Regions from separate parts of the Homo sapiens genome. Here region 1 is linked to region 2. Evidence: read pairs that join two places in POLR2A ChIA-PET (ENCODE). Cell type or tissue: MCF 10A. All regions are shown on one strand. Each heading gives the region's core, and the rest is flanking DNA. Links, peaks and the distances in the headings are about the cores only. Region 1 overlaps ZMYND15 (zinc finger MYND-type containing 15). Region 2 overlaps RNF167 (ring finger protein 167).

Region 1 (2,907 bases), core at 272-2,771, 200 kb after region 2:
GGTGAAGCTGAGAGAAAAGATGAGGAGGGAGGGTTGAAAGTATGGGGGGAAAGCAATCTGATAAGCAGTTAACGAGCTCCTACTGTATGCTGCCATATGCCCGGCCAGGCTAGACCCTGGGGGATAGAGGTAGCACCCACCCCTTCTGGGTTGACCGTTGAAAGGGTAGACAAGAAATTGTGTGATAAAGGTCATCAAAGGGCATATGCAAGGTGCTATGAGGGCTTAATAGGGAGAGGGGTGTCTAACCTCATCTGGGGGTCAGGAAATGCTTCCTTTCCTAAGGAAGTGACATTTAGGCTGCCACCTAGGCTAAGAATTAGTTGAGCAAGAACATGGGAAGTTCTGGCCAGGTGCAGTGGCTCACACCTGTAATCCCAGCAGTTTGGGAGGCCGAGGTGGGTGGATCACCTGAGGTCAAGAGTTGGAGACCAGCCCGGCCAACATGGTGAAACCCCGTCTCTACCAAAAATACAAAAATTAGCTGCACGTGGTGGCAGGCGCTTGTAGTCCTAGCTACTTGGGAGGCTGAGGCAGGAGAACCACTTGAACCCGGGAGGCGGAGGTTGCAGTGAGCCAAGATTGTACCACTGTACTCCATCCTGGGCAATAAGAGCGAAACTCCATCTCAAAAACAAAACAAAACAAAAAACACATGGGAAGTTCCACAGTGAGAGAGCGCGTCTTTATTTAGAAGCATCTGGCTGCAGAGTTGACAGGGGAAGGAAATGGCATGAGATCAGCCTGCAGAGGTTGGCAGGGACCACATCAGCAGAACCTTGTCATCTCGATCTAACTACTGGTTGACAGGAACTGAAGAAGATAAATGAACACATGAAAAAACACCCTGAGGAAGTAATCAGCCAGCTCCTGAGTGAGGAACATTTTACGGGACAAATGATTCTGTGTCTTGTCAAATCAGTGTCATGAAATAAAAAATAAAAGCCAAGGAGGTATGTTACAAAATGAAAGAGACTTAAGAGTAACATCAACAGGGCTGGGTGCGGTGGCTCACGCCTATAATCCCAGCACTTTGGGAGGCCGAGGCAGGCGGATCACGAGGTCAAGAGATTGAGACCATCCTGGCCGACATGGTGAAACCCTGTCTCTACTAAAAATACAAAAATTAGCTGGGCGTGGTGGCGTGCGCCTGTAGTCTCAGCTACTTGGGAGGCTGAGGCAGGAGAATTGCGTGAACCCAGGAGGCGGAGGTTGCAGTGAGCCGAGATTGCACCACTGCACTCCAGCCTGGGCGACTGAGCAAGACTCCTTCTCAAAAAAAAAAAAGAGTAACATCAACAGGACTTAATTGTTCACCTTAATCCCTTGGTTAAGGTGGTATCTGCCAGGTTTCTCCTCTGTTTTTCCCTATCTATACTCAGTGACTGAAGTCATTAAGGGCAGCCCACACTGTTAAGAGCTAAGGGAAGTCACTGAAGGGACTGAAGCGAGGGAGAAATGAGGTCAGATGTCTTTTTTTTTTTTTTTTGAGACAGAGTCTCACTCTGTCACCCAGGCTGGAGTGCAGTGGCGCGATCTTGGCTGCCACCTCCACCTCTCAGGTTCAAATGATTCTCCTGCCTCAACCACCTGAGTAGCTGGGATTACAGGCCCATGCCACCACACCCGGTTAATTTCTTTTCTTTTCTTTTTTTTTTTTTTTTGAGATGGAGTTTCACTCTTGTCCCCCAGGCTGGAGTGCAATGACGCGATCTCGGCTCACTGCAACCTCCGCCTCCCAGGTTCAAACGATTCTCCTGCCTCAGCCTCCCAAGTAGCTGGGATTACAGGCATGTGCCACCATGCCCGGCTAATTTTGTATTTTTAGTAGAGACGGGGTTTTCTCCATGTTGGCCAGGCTGGTCTCGAACTCCTGACTTCAGGTGATCCACCTGCCTCGGCCTCCCAAAGTGCTGGGATTATAGGCGTGAGCCACCGTGCCCGGCCCTCAGATGTCTTTTTTTGAGGAGGAATACTCTGGGCTGCAATGTGGCGATGAGATACGGTGGAGTTTGCAGCAGGAATGGACATACCTTGATGGACTTGAGTGATTTCAGAAGAGCTCAGCAGGAGTTGATTATTGAATACGAGGTGGTGAGAAAAGGTGGAGTTGGGTGGCTGGGGCCTTTCACTGAATCCAAACCAAGGATCTGTGTGGTCCCAGGAGGTTGATTGCTTCTCCCGCCCCCAGGAAGAAGCCACTTTCCTTGCCTTGGGGCCGGTCCCTGAGGGTTACCGGGGCTGGAAAGTGACTAGCCAACACATAATTAGGAGAACCATGGGATTACCAAGGAGGGTCACAATCCCTGACTGTGAGTTAAAGAAATGACAGCCGTTGAGGGGACTAAAAGGGTCTGGGGGAAAGTAAGTCATCCCTAACTCCTTTTCCGATGCGGGCGGATCACCTGAGGTCAGGAGTTCGAGACCAGCCTGGCCAATATGGCGAAACCCTGTCTCTACTAAAAATACAAAAATTAGCCGGGTGTGGTGGCGCATGCATGTAATCCCAGCTCCGGAGGGTGAGGCAGGAGAATCGCTTTAACCCGGGAGGCAGAGGTTGCAGTGAGCCGAGATCGTGTCCCCTGCACTCCAGCCTCGGTGACAAGAGGGAAACTCCGTCTCAAAAAACAAACAAACAAAAAAATCTTTCTCTTCGTTCCCAGTTTAATGGCCCAATTATGAGCGTGTAATCAAAAGATCCATGACTCAGTGGTTTCAAACAAGTAATTTTATTTACCTTTTCATGTTTTACCAACCTGTCCTCCCCCTAGGCCTTGAGTGTTTTCACGTTTTCCTTTCAGTGTTTGGGAGCTGGGGACTACTAGGGTATCAGCATTCATTTCCGCCGGCGGGCCCCCCGCCCAGGTTTCTTTTCTCCTCGGCGCCTTCGGGTGGGGGCAGGAGGAG
Region 2 (2,907 bases), core at 133-2,632:
TGAGGTGGGTGTCCTGGTTGGCAAAGACCGGTCAAGTTTTTACGTGAATGGGCTGACACTTGGGGGCCAGAAATGTTCGGTGATCCGGGACTCACTGCTGCAGGATGGGGAATTTAGCATGGATCTTCGTACCAAGAGCACCGGTGGGGCCCCCACCTTCAATGTCACTGTCACCAAGACTGACAAGAGTGAGTTCCTGAGTCTTACCCTTCCTTTAGCTCCAAGATCTCTAATGTACCGCCTTCTGGTAATCTTGAGGGTGCTTTTTTGTGTGATTCCCCAACATGAAGGGAGTCAGACCAGTATTGTGTTCCTTGTCTGCTGGATGCTGGAACACGGGATAGTCCCTCCATTCTGTCTCAGTTCCTCATCTTGTAATTCGAAGTTGCTGAACTGCATTACCTCTTAAATTACTTACTGCCTTGAGCTCGGATTAGAAACTGTTTTCTAGGAGTATAGGTAGATTGTTGGGGTCTTGAATCATCGAGTTCATCGTTTGAGTTCTTTTGTTAGAACCTGGAGGTGGCATGCACATCCACAGCCCTTTCTAGCCTGAACACATGAATCAACAGTCTATGAGCCTTTGACCCCTAAGTTTTTAGTCTGTTCCTCTCCAGCGTTTAAGCTTGATTTTCCTCTTTTGAAAAGCCTTATTGTTTCAGGGTGACTGACAGCCTGCCTGTGTGTGGTGGGGGGGCGGGTTGGGAGAGATGAGGTTGGGTTACAGCCCCCAGGGCTGGACAGCTGCTGAACAGCTGGCAGGGGGTGGAATTGTGACACCTGGATCCTAGCCTCCTTTCTCTTTCCTCCTCCTCCAGCGCTAGTCCTGCTGATGGGCAAAGAAGGTGTCCACGGTGGTTTGATCAACAAGAAATGTTATGAAATGGCCTCCCACCTTCGGCGTTCCCAGTACTGACCTCGTCTGTCCCTTCCCCTTCACCGCTCCCCACAGCTTTGCACCCCTTTCCTCCCCATACACACACAAACCATTTTATTTTTTGGGCCATTACCCCATACCCCTTATTGCTGCCAAAACCACATGGGCTGGGGGCCAGGGCTGGATGGACAGACACCTCCCCCTACCCATATCCCTCCCGTGTGTGGTTGGAAAACTTTTGTTTTTTGGGGTTTTTTTTTTCTGAATAAAAAAGATTCTACTAACAAGGTGCTGTGTGATTTGAGCTTGGGTGTCAGAATGGGGGATAGGCACTGTGACTTGCCTCCTTTATCGTGGCTTGGGAGCAGGGAGGTTGAGGTACTACAAGGTGCAGGAATTTGAGCTTCTGGCCAGGTGGCCCTGCCCCTCCACAGTGGCATTTCCAGGCCTAAGTCCTCAGTGTGCTGGTCAAATTGGTGGATGATGGAATAGAGCCATCTGGACCAGAGAATGGGTGCAGGCCTGCAGGCAAGGCAGGGCTAGTTGAGTCATCCTTGTGGGTGGGGCTCCCCCTTCTGAGTCATAGCAAATGCCGGCTGGGGCTGTCCCCATGACTATAGGTTAGTGTCTCTCAGCATTCCCTTGCTCCTTATGGCTAAAGGGGTGATTCCACCAAAGGGTTAAGTTCACCTGTGTGAGAATGATCTTACCCTTCCTTAGTCCACAAAGAAACAATTTTATTAGCCCAAGAAGTGAAGACCCAGTCCCTCTGCTTGCCCCAGCTCCACCCCAAAGCCCCTCAAAAGGATAGGTGTGGGTAAGGGAGAAGCTTGGGATGGAATGTCCCCTATCCCTCAGAAGACTGGAGGGAAGACGACGGTCTGTGCAAATAGGTCACCAGAGGTGTATGTGTGGGGGGTTATTAGACCAGGATAACAGGGGAAGAGGGAGGGGACAGTGGGGGATCTGTTGAAGGCCCAGGAAAAACAAGGGGAGCTGGGGCTAAGGAACCAAAGGAGGTGGGAAGAGTGGGGCTAGAACCCAAAAGTGGGGTCCTTTCTGAGGCAGGGTGGTCCCTTGGCTCCCCTTCATCACCCTCCTCTTGCCCTTGAGTTTCTTCCTCTTGGTCTTCGTCCCCAGGACCCCGATGAACAGGCTGCTTGCAAATGGGGCAGGTCTTCCGGGTCTGAGTGAGCCAGGGGTCCACGCAGCGGCTGTGGTAGGCTGCAGAGAGGAACAAGGTGAAGCACCTGGTGGCTGCTGGTGGCAGAGGGGCATGGGCAGGCAGTGAGGGCCTCACCATGAGCACAGGGGAGTACCCGCAGCTTGTCCCCATCCTCATATTCATCCAGGCAAATGGCACAGACATCATACTGGTCTCCTGGGACAGAAAGAAAATAATCTAGTCCTTCACTGAGCCACAATGACCCAGGGCTAAGGCTTTTAAAGCCTTGCAAAAATTTCCCCTCACCTACAAAGCCAGTGGAAGAGATAAGACAGGTAGGCAGGATAAGGTCAGGGCAGAACATGGAAGAATTTAGGGCTAGAAGGGACAAGCAAAGAGAAGCAGAGGTAAGAAGGGAAGTGGGTTTTTGGGGAGGTGTGAGGGTGGAGATAGGGAGTGGAAGGAACGGAAATGGGCAGGGCTTCTGCCACAGCCTTATACGGGCACTGGAGGCCCCAGGGCCTAAAGCCCCAGCCCCTTGGTACCGGTTTCTTCCTTCTCTAACTGAATCCTCCCCATTCCTCCCATTTTTCTGCTCTGTCCACATCCCCTATAAGCAAAGTCTATCCCTCTATTGTTTCCCACAATTATTTCACTTAATCATCTTTGCTTTCCATCTCCTCTCCCGTCTTCGTTGTATTTATGCATAAAAACAGAAGAAAAGACAGCATCTCAAGCTGAAACCTTCCTACTGCCATCTTTATTTTTATTATTATTTTTTTGAGAAAGGGACTCCCTCTGTCGCCCAGGCTGGAGCACAGTGGTGCAATCTCAGCCCCCGACAACCTCCGCCTTCCTGGTTCAA

Evidence for each region. Peaks named below come from ENCODE experiments on the same cell type or tissue, not always from the same donor. Only the 100,000 strongest peaks of a DNase experiment are listed, where the experiment ranks them.
Region 1: POLR2A ChIA-PET joins it to region 2 with 5 read pairs; 3 of 35 experiments call an interaction of 5 or more read pairs at or near these places.

What each region holds. Positions count from the first base shown.
Region 1 is chr17:4,745,920-4,748,826 of GRCh38, reverse strand. It overlaps ZMYND15 (zinc finger MYND-type containing 15), which reads right to left. Exons shown (of 14, transcript NM_001136046.3): 14 at 2,714-2,907. The coding sequence ends at 2,837. Among named protein-coding and RNA genes, the nearest start is that of CXCL16, 7.4 kb to the right of the region's middle. In MCF 10A, for the core only: no CTCF peak of the experiment used is centred there; no DNase peak of the experiment used is centred there.
Region 2 is chr17:4,943,909-4,946,815 of GRCh38, reverse strand. RNF167 (ring finger protein 167) reads right to left here. Exons shown (of 10, transcript NM_015528.3): 9 at 2,178-2,258; 10 at 1,594-2,101. The coding sequence ends at 1,800. It overlaps PFN1 (profilin 1), which reads left to right. Exons shown (of 3, transcript NM_005022.4): 2 at 1-188; 3 at 819-1,164. The coding sequence ends at 916. Among named protein-coding and RNA genes, the nearest start is that of PFN1, 3.2 kb to the left of the region's middle. RefSeq lists enhancers at 377-456, 1,127-1,296, 1,357-1,446, 1,457-1,506, 2,377-2,426 and 1 more. In MCF 10A, for the core only: no CTCF peak of the experiment used is centred there; a DNase peak (open chromatin) is centred at 1,415.